Regions from separate parts of the Mus musculus genome. Here region 1 is linked to region 2. Evidence: chromatin loops called from intact Hi-C (ENCODE). Cell type or tissue: gastrocnemius. All regions are shown on one strand. Each heading gives the region's core, and the rest is flanking DNA. Links, peaks and the distances in the headings are about the cores only.

Region 1 (5,381 bases), core at 240-5,239, 110 kb before region 2:
TCACCTCTATGTTTTGTTGTTTCTCTGTTTTGCTCAGCTGCCTTACACCACCTGCGGGTAATCGCCTTAGAAAGCTTACCCACAATGCCTATCTTCTTGTCTCCAGGACCCAGCCAACTGTTCAAAAGACTGATGCTGACAAGAAGAAACCCAGGGAGGACGGGGACAGGAGAGACACAAAGGGGCAGAGGGGTCTTGAAATTTGTACCCTAAATTCTAAAGGGTGAAATCACTGCCTCACAGTGCTTGTGGGACAGTTTTATAAGCTATGGCAGAAAAGTGTCCCTCCATGGCTTTCATCACATAATCCTTTCTCTTCCATAATGTAATTCTTTTTCTTGAAAATTACAGTGTTGTTTCCATTCTGGGATTTGTTTGTTTTTGCAGTGGTGGGGATAGAACCCAGGGCCTGGTGCCTGCCTACATTCCCCCCCCCCCCCCCCACACACACACAATGAAGCATGATAGAAAGGCAGAGAGAGAGAGAGTGTGTGTGTGAAGAGATGGGGTGGGGTGGGAGGAATAAGAATAGAGAAAATACTCCTCTCCTAGGAATTCAGTTGAAGCCCCTTGCCAGCAGGAAACCAAGAATGCCCAATTAACAATTGCTTAAAGCCTTTCTCGTTTCCCAGCTGTAAACCTGTAATTTTCTAGGAATCTCCCCAGAAACCCCATTTGCAGGGAAAGGACGCATGTGTACTAAACTCCTTGTACAACCCTAGGGACTCTGGTTTCCCTTTATCAGATTATAATTCCATCCAGTCTTCCTCCTGAACCACTTTACAATCTCACTTACCAAAGGAGAACAAAAGGGGGCCTGGATCCTCAGAGCAACCTTTTGAGATGTAACTTGAGAGTCACCAAAATGGATAATACGGAGACAATGGCCATGCTCCGTTGAGAAGCCTATGCCTTCGCCTTATTTTTCCTGCTTTCTCTTGAGAAACATGTAACCCACTCAGGTGTATTTGTCTTGTAATTCTCATGCTTAAATCTGTTACAATGTCTTTAACAAATTTTCCAACATTGCCTCATCGTGGGCACTGAAGCCAGGCATCCTGGTTTGGCCTGATTTAGGTCTCTCAAAATCTAGGAAAATTCAGGCTCTCGTGTGTCACTTGGTCCCCCTATCACTGATAAGGATGTACCTACTACTTGTTCTGCCTATGCAGAAGTCGACTTAAAAGTTGCCCATCTTCTCTGCATGGACTGTCGAATCCAGAAAAGACGGTACAGCTTCCACTAGTGTGTTCTGTTTGCATACAATACTATCTCATTCGGCCACAGAGCACCTAAAAGTCGGGTGAATATTCTTTGCTCATTGGTAGGGATGAAAGATGGCGTTCCATTAGTTAAGCCACTAGCCACTTCCTTCAATTTACTTACCTGTATGTCGCAAAACTAGCACGGGGCTAAGGAGCCGCTAACTTCTGACATCATGGTGATCCCAGCTGTGGCTGCACAGTTATGATCACCAGGGGAGCCTTCAAAAACTACCACTACCCAGTCCTACTGCCAGCTCTGATGGAGTTGGTTTGGGTGTGCCCTTTGTGTCGGAATCTTTACAAGCTCTCCAGGTGGCTCTAATGAGCAGCGGTGGCTGAGAGACTGGGCTCTGCAAGCAGGCGCACTGCCTCTGGCCTGGAAGGAAGGGCCTTTGGAAGACTCAAAGAATGAAAGTCTCCTGGGGTGAAAAGCAAGCGCCCCCTGATGCCGGAGGCTGTTTGGTTTGCCTGCTGACAGCAACAAGTACCAGGAAGCCTCCACTCAGCGCTGCGCAGCACGCTGCTCGCTGCTCGCAGCTCGCAGGAATTCCTTTCCTGGAACGTAAGCATTTCCGTATGGGGATCATATTCTGTCGTTAAAGAGCTGTTCCTACAACCATATGCATGGGTTTTCTCTCTGCCAAACCCTTTATTTGACATTTTATAGTGACGGGCAGAGAACAGTGGGGTCACTGGTACACTTCTCTATCTGATTTCCTGTGATTGTGAATGACAGTGACACACATTTCAGAAACTCTGCTAATCCTTCAGGGTTTGACTGTAAAGTCTCACACTATGCTGTGATGATATGCTGTCGTATTGTAAAGGCAGGATAGTGCCATAGGAAGGAAATATAGAGCCAGCCGTCTAGTCTAAGACTCTGGACCACAGTGCTAATAATTGAGAGTAGGCATGTGCACTGAGCTCTGGGCATGAGGCACACTCAAAGTGTTTCAGCCCTATAATGTATGTGATTATTCTCATTTTATATAAACAAGGCAACTGGGCCAAGGAGGGCAATAGACTTACCAATGTCACACAGTTAATGATAACAAAGATAAGTCATGGGAATTTGCCTCCAGAATTTACCTTCCTTATCAGTTTGTGAGATTTTCTCCTATGTAGATGACCTTAGTTAAATTACCTGATTTCTCCTAGTTTTATTATTATTTTTACCTGAAAAAGGGGATGGGGGTTACAAGAATGTCTAGCCCCTCAGGCAGATGTATTGCTATTTATGACATATATTAAGGTGTTCAGTAAATAAATATGGTTTGAATAAATCAAGCAATGATGAACTGGGGTAGTTAAAAGCATAGTATATACAGTCACACTCTAAGACTGTATTGTCAAAGAATACATCTATGATTGTTATGGACTTGATATCTAGACATAGCTTTTGTGGCTCGAAAAGCTGAAAAAGTGTTAACACCTAAATCAAAATTCAGCAACCTCCTATCCATAAAACGCAAAGCTCTTAGAAAAGCTGCACGAGATTTTAATAATCTCAGCATCGATAAAAAACAAAAGTGTATAGATGAAGTTAAAAGAGGTTTCCTGAGTATTTGTATTCTGAGTCATTGAAGAAGCATTCTACAATCTGAAAGCTTTATCTCCATTACTGCCAGAAAATTAGGCCATTAAAAAAAGAGGGGGTTGGCCCTCATCCAGCTGCACTATCAGAAGACAACGAGGCCAGCAGAGTCTGTCAGGGCTCCGTTTACGTTTGTAAACTAGGTGCTGGCTCTTTTTGAAGGAAGACTCTTGGAGCATTTTTTATAATGATTCCATGGGAAGAAGAGGCAGTAGGCTTGTGAAATCTGCCATCCAGGGTTAGATTCAAAGTCTCAGAAATTCTTCTGGGCTAAAGATAACCGTTCCCAGGCTCCTGCTTTCCCAGAGGATGAGTTACAGACGGGGTTAGTGACGGGCAGATGAAGAAACAACGTAATTCAGCACGCTGGAGCCAAATGCTTGTGAGGGAGGAACCATTATCAGGGGGAATCACCATAATTTCCCTCCATTTTAAAATCATTTTTTTTATTAAGAAGCAATCATTCCCAAACCTTCTCAAGTTTTGGCATGATTGTGTCTTTTGCCTAGGGTTATTAGGTTTCTAAGGCCCACTGTGTATTTACATGCTACCATCCTGCAAAAATCTGTTTTTGTTTGTTTGTTTGTTCTGTTAGGAGGAATTTGCCTCCTAGTCCCTAGAGCTAATATCTCTCAACACCAGGTTTTTACAACAAATATTTATTGTCCCCAGATCCATATGTGTCCCTCCATAGTTTGCACACAGTAAGTGCTTGACCTGATTGGCTAAAGGTGCATAGGGCCTCTAGGCTTTTAAAATTAATCACCCACAGACTCTAATATCACAAAAAATTCTCTGCACTGACAGTGTTGCTGATATCTGTGTTATCATAATGATTTTTTTTTTTACAACCACTAGTGTGTGTGGATGATAACATATAATCACAAAATACTCAATAACCAACTTCCTGCAAGAGCACGTGACTTCTTCAACATGATCTCATTTGGCCCTGTAACTGCTAAGCTTAGCAGTACTTTTGCCTTAACTTATGCTTAAAAGAATAAGTGCAAGCTTTTGCTATAGTTAGGAAATCTTTACAATGAGACGATGAATAGTGAGACCCAAAATCAAAGCGGTGACCGCGAGGGAAGAGAGGGCCAGAAGAAGTATAATGTTGCAGGAGATAAACCAAGAATACAAAAAAAGAAAGATTAAGAGGTGTGGTGTTGTTTTCAGAAGTCTCAGACTGAAGAAAATGCAAATATAGTGAGCTGCCAGTACCTAAGGCAGAGAGGGAAGGAGGGAGATGTTTGGGAGTGGGAGGGTGAACTAGGTTCAGTATACCTTAGATGGCAAAGCCTGCTGGATATGCAGGTGAGTCTCATGGCTACACACCGGCACTGCTGAAGAGGGTCTGCCTAGAGATGTGGTTTTGGCGGTCGGTCGCTGACTAGGGAAGAACATGGTAGGGACTCTCAGAGAGATTGGGAGGAGGATGGAAAAAAACGGCCTCACTGAGGAAAGAGGCAAAAGAATACTTAGAAAGAAAGAAAAATCCTCATGGGTGCAGGGTACTGTACACATCAAGGAGAACGTAGACGGTAACAGCTAAGAAAGAACAGGGCTATAAAAAGCCAGTGCAGACTCGGGAATCTGCAGTCCCTTCTAATCTCACAATGTCCAGGGCCAATTTGGCAGGAGGGCTGGGGCAAAGCCACATTCTCACTTGTGTGTGGAGACTGGATAGCCTACTTTGAGGCAAACAATGACATATACTCTAAAAGTCTAGTTAAATGGAACCAGTTGTCTAGCTCTCAGAGTCTGTCTTTGTGGTCCCCAGAAAATGTTTTCTTACATTGATGTAACTGAGCAACCCTCAGCTTTCAATGTTTTCCGGCTGCGTTTGCTCTGCACTCTACAGCACTGGCTCTGGCTTAGAGGATATCTGCGTTTGAAATGGAAAGGTCCACCCTGCTGCGAACCCTCCTTTCTAGGGAGAAGGTCTTAAGTAAACCTCATAAGATTAAGAACTCCCATCAATTGCCTACCCTTCCTTCTGGCTTTTAAACAGACTTCAGGTCGGGGCTCTGCACAAAAGAACTAAATTACTAGTTGTTGAGTGAAGAGTATAGTACAGACAGCCAATAGAACCGTTTACTGCTCTTATAGAGCAGATATGTGTCAATTAGTTTTGAGATGACAGCAAGACAAACCAAGAAAAATCAACAGATTAAAAGATTAAAAAGGACACATAATAAATAAGGTTACATCAACTCACATGGGTTTCTGGAGTGTTCTGCGACTTTTGTCGTGGCTATCTGAGACCATGTCTTGTAGTAATCATTAAATGAGATTGTTTTAATTACCCTGAAAATATAAACAAAAGGCCGTATTTAATTTGTAAACTTGTCCTTAAAATGATCTGATCAGAGCACAGGATTCAGCTAATATAACGCCAATCTAGACTGATACAAAACGTATGACACTCTCTTCTCTCCTGCCTCCTCTTCCTCTTCCTCCTTCATCTTCTTGTTTCTTTCCATTTTTTTTTTTGAGACCAGAAATTTGTGTCCCTGGAAGGT
Region 2 (5,381 bases), core at 231-5,230:
TCTAGAATACCATAGACTACAGAAGATTTGTGTCCATCCCTTGCCACCCTCCAGCTCGCTGTAATGTTCAATTTTGGTTTAAAGAAATGGCTGAGTGACAAATTGCCTTGCAACAGGTCTTCTGTGAAACACGGGAGAAGGCTGCTGACAGAGTGAGTTAAAAACTGCAGTGTTCGCAATCTGGAAAACATCTGCCCTGCCTAGAGTGGTAAAGTACCCCACTGTCACAAATGGCCTGTGACAAAGCAGAACCCAAGGGGGAGGGTGTGTTGTGAGGTTGATGGGACAAGTCAAGGCTATTCAAGCACAGAACCCAACAAAGTGCCCTTTGGCAAATTGTTGCAAGCCGAGGTGCCAAAAGGAAAGACAAAAGCAATGGGCCAGGTACAACCACTTCAAAGGCAGCCACTTGGCTTACTACCTTTCTCACAGTGGGCACTGGGGAAAGCTAAACTGCTGCTTAGGAGCCTAGCTTGGTAGAGGCAAAACCTTTACCTAAGGAGAAACAGGACATGGAGCAGGTTTGATGCACTCAAAGAGAGGGTAGGAGTTTGAACATGTAAACACTAACACAAGCAGGGTTCTGCCCCCCCATACACCGCTCCCCAAACGGCAAGCCTCTACCCACCTCAGACAACAGAAGGCTCACAGTGGAGAACAGAGAAAGAAGCAAGGGAACAAACAGCTCCAGGGAAAGGCTAGAACTTTCTGAAGGCACTCCAAGAGTAGCTGCTACTACTTAGGGCACTCCAAGGGTAGCCCCCACTACTTCAGAGTTGAGCAGAAAAGCTGCAACAAGGGATGCCCTGACTCAGAGAAGCCGGACTCAGAGTCGCTGCACCTAGGTGAGGGTTGGAAAGAACACTGACACAATGTTTCCTTTTCAGGTTCAGTTTATTTTCTGATTAGTTTCTACCTCACAGGAGGTGGCCAGGGTATAGAGGTAAGACATAAGCAGTGTGGCTCTGCAGGCAGGATTTGCAGAACAAGGTCAGCTCTGACAACAGGACTTGAAATGGGACACAGTGGGGAAAGAGCCAAGGTCAGTGTCATTACACTTTGTAACTATTGGCTTCTCTCACATCCTTGGAGATGTGAGTAAAGAAATCAATGTATATATCCCAAAGGCACAGGGATAAGGACGATGCAAGGGCAAAGAAAAATGGTCAGAGAATGACCATTCCTCCAAAAGGAGCTCGAGTTTGCTCTTGAAATTGGTTTGGCATGATGGACAGAGGACAGGAGGGGTCCAGTGACCTGGTTTGCCTTAGAAAAACAAATATCTCCTTAGCCTCTCCATCATTACACTGACGATGATCCCTTATCTTGTAGTTACTGAGAGAATGAAATTAAGCAATACAACATATCTTATTGAGTACCAATTGAGTCTGAAGCCAGATACTAGTGTAAGAATCAATCTAGCAAGGTATTCATAGGTTGCAGTCATCATGATAATACCGAGCACAAATCACTAGCTCACAAAGCTTAAAGATGGCAGACATAGTGACATCACTCAGCTAGGGGATAACGCGATTCTACCCTTCCAATTTGATTCTCTTACTAGATCGCATGTTTCCTTAGGGCATGGTCTATCTAACTCATTCACAGTCGGCAGCACAGAAGCTCAACGCAGACCAGTGTCAGTGAGTGACAGGCTTCCTAATGTCAGTAATGCCTGGGACATGAAGGACAAACATGGAGAATGAGAGGTGAGGTCTTGCTCAAACTATCATTCATCCTTACAAAAGACAAAGCTTCCTTTAGAGATTCTCTATGTATTCTAACGCCAAGAAAATGCATCCAATCTTGCACAAGCAAACCCCTGAATTCTAAAGTCGTGTCAGGCTGAATTTAATTTTATATTCTAGTCTAGAGTGAAAATATACAGGTAAGTCAATCCTCAACAAACTTTGAGTGTTGGTATTTTAGAAAGTGCAACAGATGCCTGTGTTTCCTGCTTAAAGATACTGCTATTTCTTTTAGATTTAGTTGAAACCAAAACAAAATTTTCAGTTGTAAAACGAGAAATCCCATGACAATTCTGAAATTTCCTTAATGTTGACCAAACTAGAGAATGCAAGAACATTCCCTTGAAATTCTATCCTACTTGAGACAGAGAAGGAAAATGACTCATTTCCAATTTGTCCCACACCATAGAGCTCATTGCAAGATAAAGAATTATTGCAATTTTTCTTACACTTCTGTGTGTGTGTGTATATGTGTGTGGGCATGTGTGGGCATGTGTGTATGCGCATGCACATACCATGGCATGTATGTGGAGGTCAGAGCACAACTTGCAGGAGTCCCTCCACCATATGAGTCCCAAGAATGGAACCTGGTATCAAGAAACTTTACCCTCTGAAATACCTTGTCAGTTCAAGAGTTCTTCTTGAGCTCTCTGTCTGTCTGTCTATCTGTCTGTCTGTCTGTCTGTCTGTCTATCCATCCGTCTTCATCATCATCATCATCATCAACTATCTCCACATATGCTCACATACATGAGTATATACATACATATAGTCACAGAACTTAGAAGACTGACTGTAGTTGAGACGTGGCTCTATTTTTTAGCTATGTGACCTTGGATAAAGTACTTAACATCTTGGAATCTCAGTGTGTGTGTGTGTGTGTGTGTGTGTGTGTGTGTGTGTGTGTGCGCGCGCACATTTTTTTTTTAATTGTCCTTACCCAGAGGCTGTAGAATTACTTATTCCTGAAGTAATGCATACAAACTCTTCTTATGTTTTTTGGCCAATTCTAAGGACAACAAAGGGCTAATGTATTACTACTTAATACTGTCATTCCATAGTCTACAATTATATAGTATAGGAAAAGGTTCTTTACTCTGGCACTAGCATTATTAACATCATTCTTTATGTGGCTATTCTGTGTATCCAATGGCACCTAATATCATACCCTGTATTCTACCTAATATATGCCAGTATTATCCTCTACTCCCATGACCATAGTGCTAACCAAAATATCTGCAGACATTGCCAAGTGTTCTCTGGGTGGCAAAATCGCCCCTGGTTAAGAAATACTGGTGTAGAACAAAGAGCAATGGCCCTAGAGGAGGGAGACTTGGCTTCTGTTAATTGGTAAACTTGGGTGGGTCCTATCACTACTCTGAGCCTTGGTTTCTCAAACACTAAGTTAGGATTGGAGTGTTGAGGGTAGCCCATCAGCTGTGTTTGACTAACATATCTGAGGCCCTAGGCTCAATGCTGAGCATCAAGAAAGGAAAGGAGACAAATGAGAGTGGGAGGGAATAGTGTTGGAGAATTCTCATTTGTCTTTTATGGCTTTTTCTTGCAAGGATGCATGAAAACCATTTGGGGTGATCTCTAGCTGTTACAAAAGCAGGGATCCCTTGTAATCACTCTGTGGGGAAGGTCTGCTCAAGGATTTATGGGAAGCCTTGATATTTGCTGGCTTTCGTCTGACTTCCACGCTAGGGAGCCGCTGCATCTTAGCAGCATACTGGTCATATGACAAAGATTCTCTGTTCCTTTAATGGGTGCATATGTGACTTAGATTGAAGAGTTCAAGAGGTACCACGTTCTTTCAAAAGAGAAAAAAAAATCTTTAAAAAATCCTAAGTGGCAGAAACTGTTTCACCTCTGGACTGCTCATAGACCTGAATTAACAAGTCTCACAAATTATGAGTAGGCTGCCTGCAAATTGATATCAAGAAAGAAATACACTATGTTCTTCTAGCACCACTGACTAATACCATGAGCTAGTGAGTTATCACGACAGTCTTTTTCCTCAGCAAAGTCTAGAACCTGCGTGATAGAGTCCAGAGATTGAGCCTACTTGTGGTTCTTGCATATTTTTAAAAATTGTATTTGTCGTAAGACTTCTAAGTCTTAAGACTTCTGCCAGAGGAGTGTCTAGCAGAAGAATACAACCTTGAGTTTAGTCAGAGCTGCAAGCCAGAGATGAGGGTTTCAGGTGGAGCCCTATCAGTGTCTGGCTGTATGTTCTAGACAAGTCCTTTAACCTTTCTGAACCCTAGCAGCGTGTACCCAAACCACTTTCTCCATATCAGGGGTATGAGTTTTAAATGAAGATGAAGTCCTTAAGCACCAAGCATTCCGAAGGCACATAGTAGGTGCTCTACAGATAGAAGCAAACTGAGATATCCTAATTGCATGTGAGTCTTTGCATAAGATTATAAACAAAGCTTCCAGCTTGGAAGCCAGGGACTTTCTGAACAGCATGAGCTGGAAACTAAACTCCAGGCATCAGTTAGAAAAAGTCAGGGTTGGTTGTGCATGCTTGGGAACTCCCAGCCAGCACTCAGAAGATGAGTTAGGAGAGTTCTTGAGTTCGAAGCCAGCCTGAACTACATAACAAGAACCTGTCTCAAAAACAGAAAGTAATTCATCTAAAGGGTAAGACATTCGTTATCCAGATGGAACAAATAATGTATTTCCCATTAGTAGTATTTGGTTCAGGTCCCACCAAAGTTCTTTTTCTGTGACTTTCTTCCTCTATGCAAGAATCTAACTAAACTCTGGGGTCACCTTGAGTTTTCTCTTGTCTTTCACATCTGACCAAACAGTGACCCTATTATCACCAGTTTCCAGATATTCCCTTAACCTGCCCACAGGCCACTGCCTCTTCCACCTTGCTTCCTGCAAAAGTTGTCTGTTTCAGCACATTGAGCTGTCAGCCTTCTGCTCAGAACACTTCAATGCTTGCCCTGCACCGAGTACCGGGCTACCATCCTACAAAGCCTCCTTCTCACCAGCCCTCTGGACCATTTCCTTTGGGACTTCATCTATTCCTCCTTGCTCTGGGACCCACTCCTCATTCTTTCGGGGTGTGCTAGGCATCTCTTAGGGCCCTGCCTGTCCTCACTCCCTGATAAGCGTGCAGTGGATTTACATTCTCTGAGGGATGCCTTGAAGTATCATCCCTTTGGACACCCAGCTCCTTAGGACTATGCCATCTGTTTCCTGTGACTGCCCATTCTGTTTGGTCCCACTATGTAGTTATGGCTCTGGCTTTCTCAGTAGTGACATCCCAGTTTCCCCCATTGTTCTGGGAAACCCAGTCCACCTGCACATGGACTATAAAGTTGAATCAGCTCCAAAATAGCTGCAAGCTCTAGGGTTTTCTCACCAACATTTCCATCCTCTCTCATACTTTATAACCATCCAGTAGACATGAACAAACTGACAGCAACTCCATTTTCCTCCCAGACATCCATACTTTTCTGCATCGTTAGTAGCTGAGACAAAGATCACAATTTAGTAGACTGGCCTCGGTCACTGAGCAACGATTGCAAATTCATTTTGCTTCCTGGGTGATTCCAGTGAGACAGAACAGTTTGCTCATTGCTTCCAATAAACCTGTGTGCCAAGACAGTTTCT

What was found. A loop is a pair of places that touch in the nucleus more often than their neighbours do. Peaks named below come from ENCODE experiments on the same cell type or tissue, not always from the same donor. Only the 100,000 strongest peaks of a DNase experiment are listed, where the experiment ranks them.
Region 1: a loop joins it to region 2, with 2.1 times the contacts of the local background. A loop is called at or near these places in 14 of 42 quality-filtered maps.

The regions. Positions count from the first base shown.
Region 1 is chr4:100,524,040-100,529,420 of GRCm38, reverse strand. Ube2u (ubiquitin-conjugating enzyme E2U (putative)) reads right to left here. Exons shown (of 10, transcript NM_001033773.4): 7 at 5,078-5,166. Ube2uos (a long non-coding RNA gene) reads left to right here and starts at 1,532. Exons shown (of 2, transcript XR_867958.2): 1 at 1,532-1,827. In gastrocnemius, for the core only: no CTCF peak of the experiment used is centred there; DNase peaks (open chromatin) are centred at 1,619 and 2,931; H3K4me3 peaks cover 373 bases; H3K27ac peaks cover 1,146 bases.
Region 2 is chr4:100,412,450-100,417,830 of GRCm38, reverse strand. All of the region lies in intron 7 of Ror1 (receptor tyrosine kinase-like orphan receptor 1), which reads right to left. Among named protein-coding and RNA genes, the nearest start is that of Gm35760, 22 kb to the right of the region's middle. In gastrocnemius, for the core only: no CTCF peak of the experiment used is centred there; no DNase peak of the experiment used is centred there.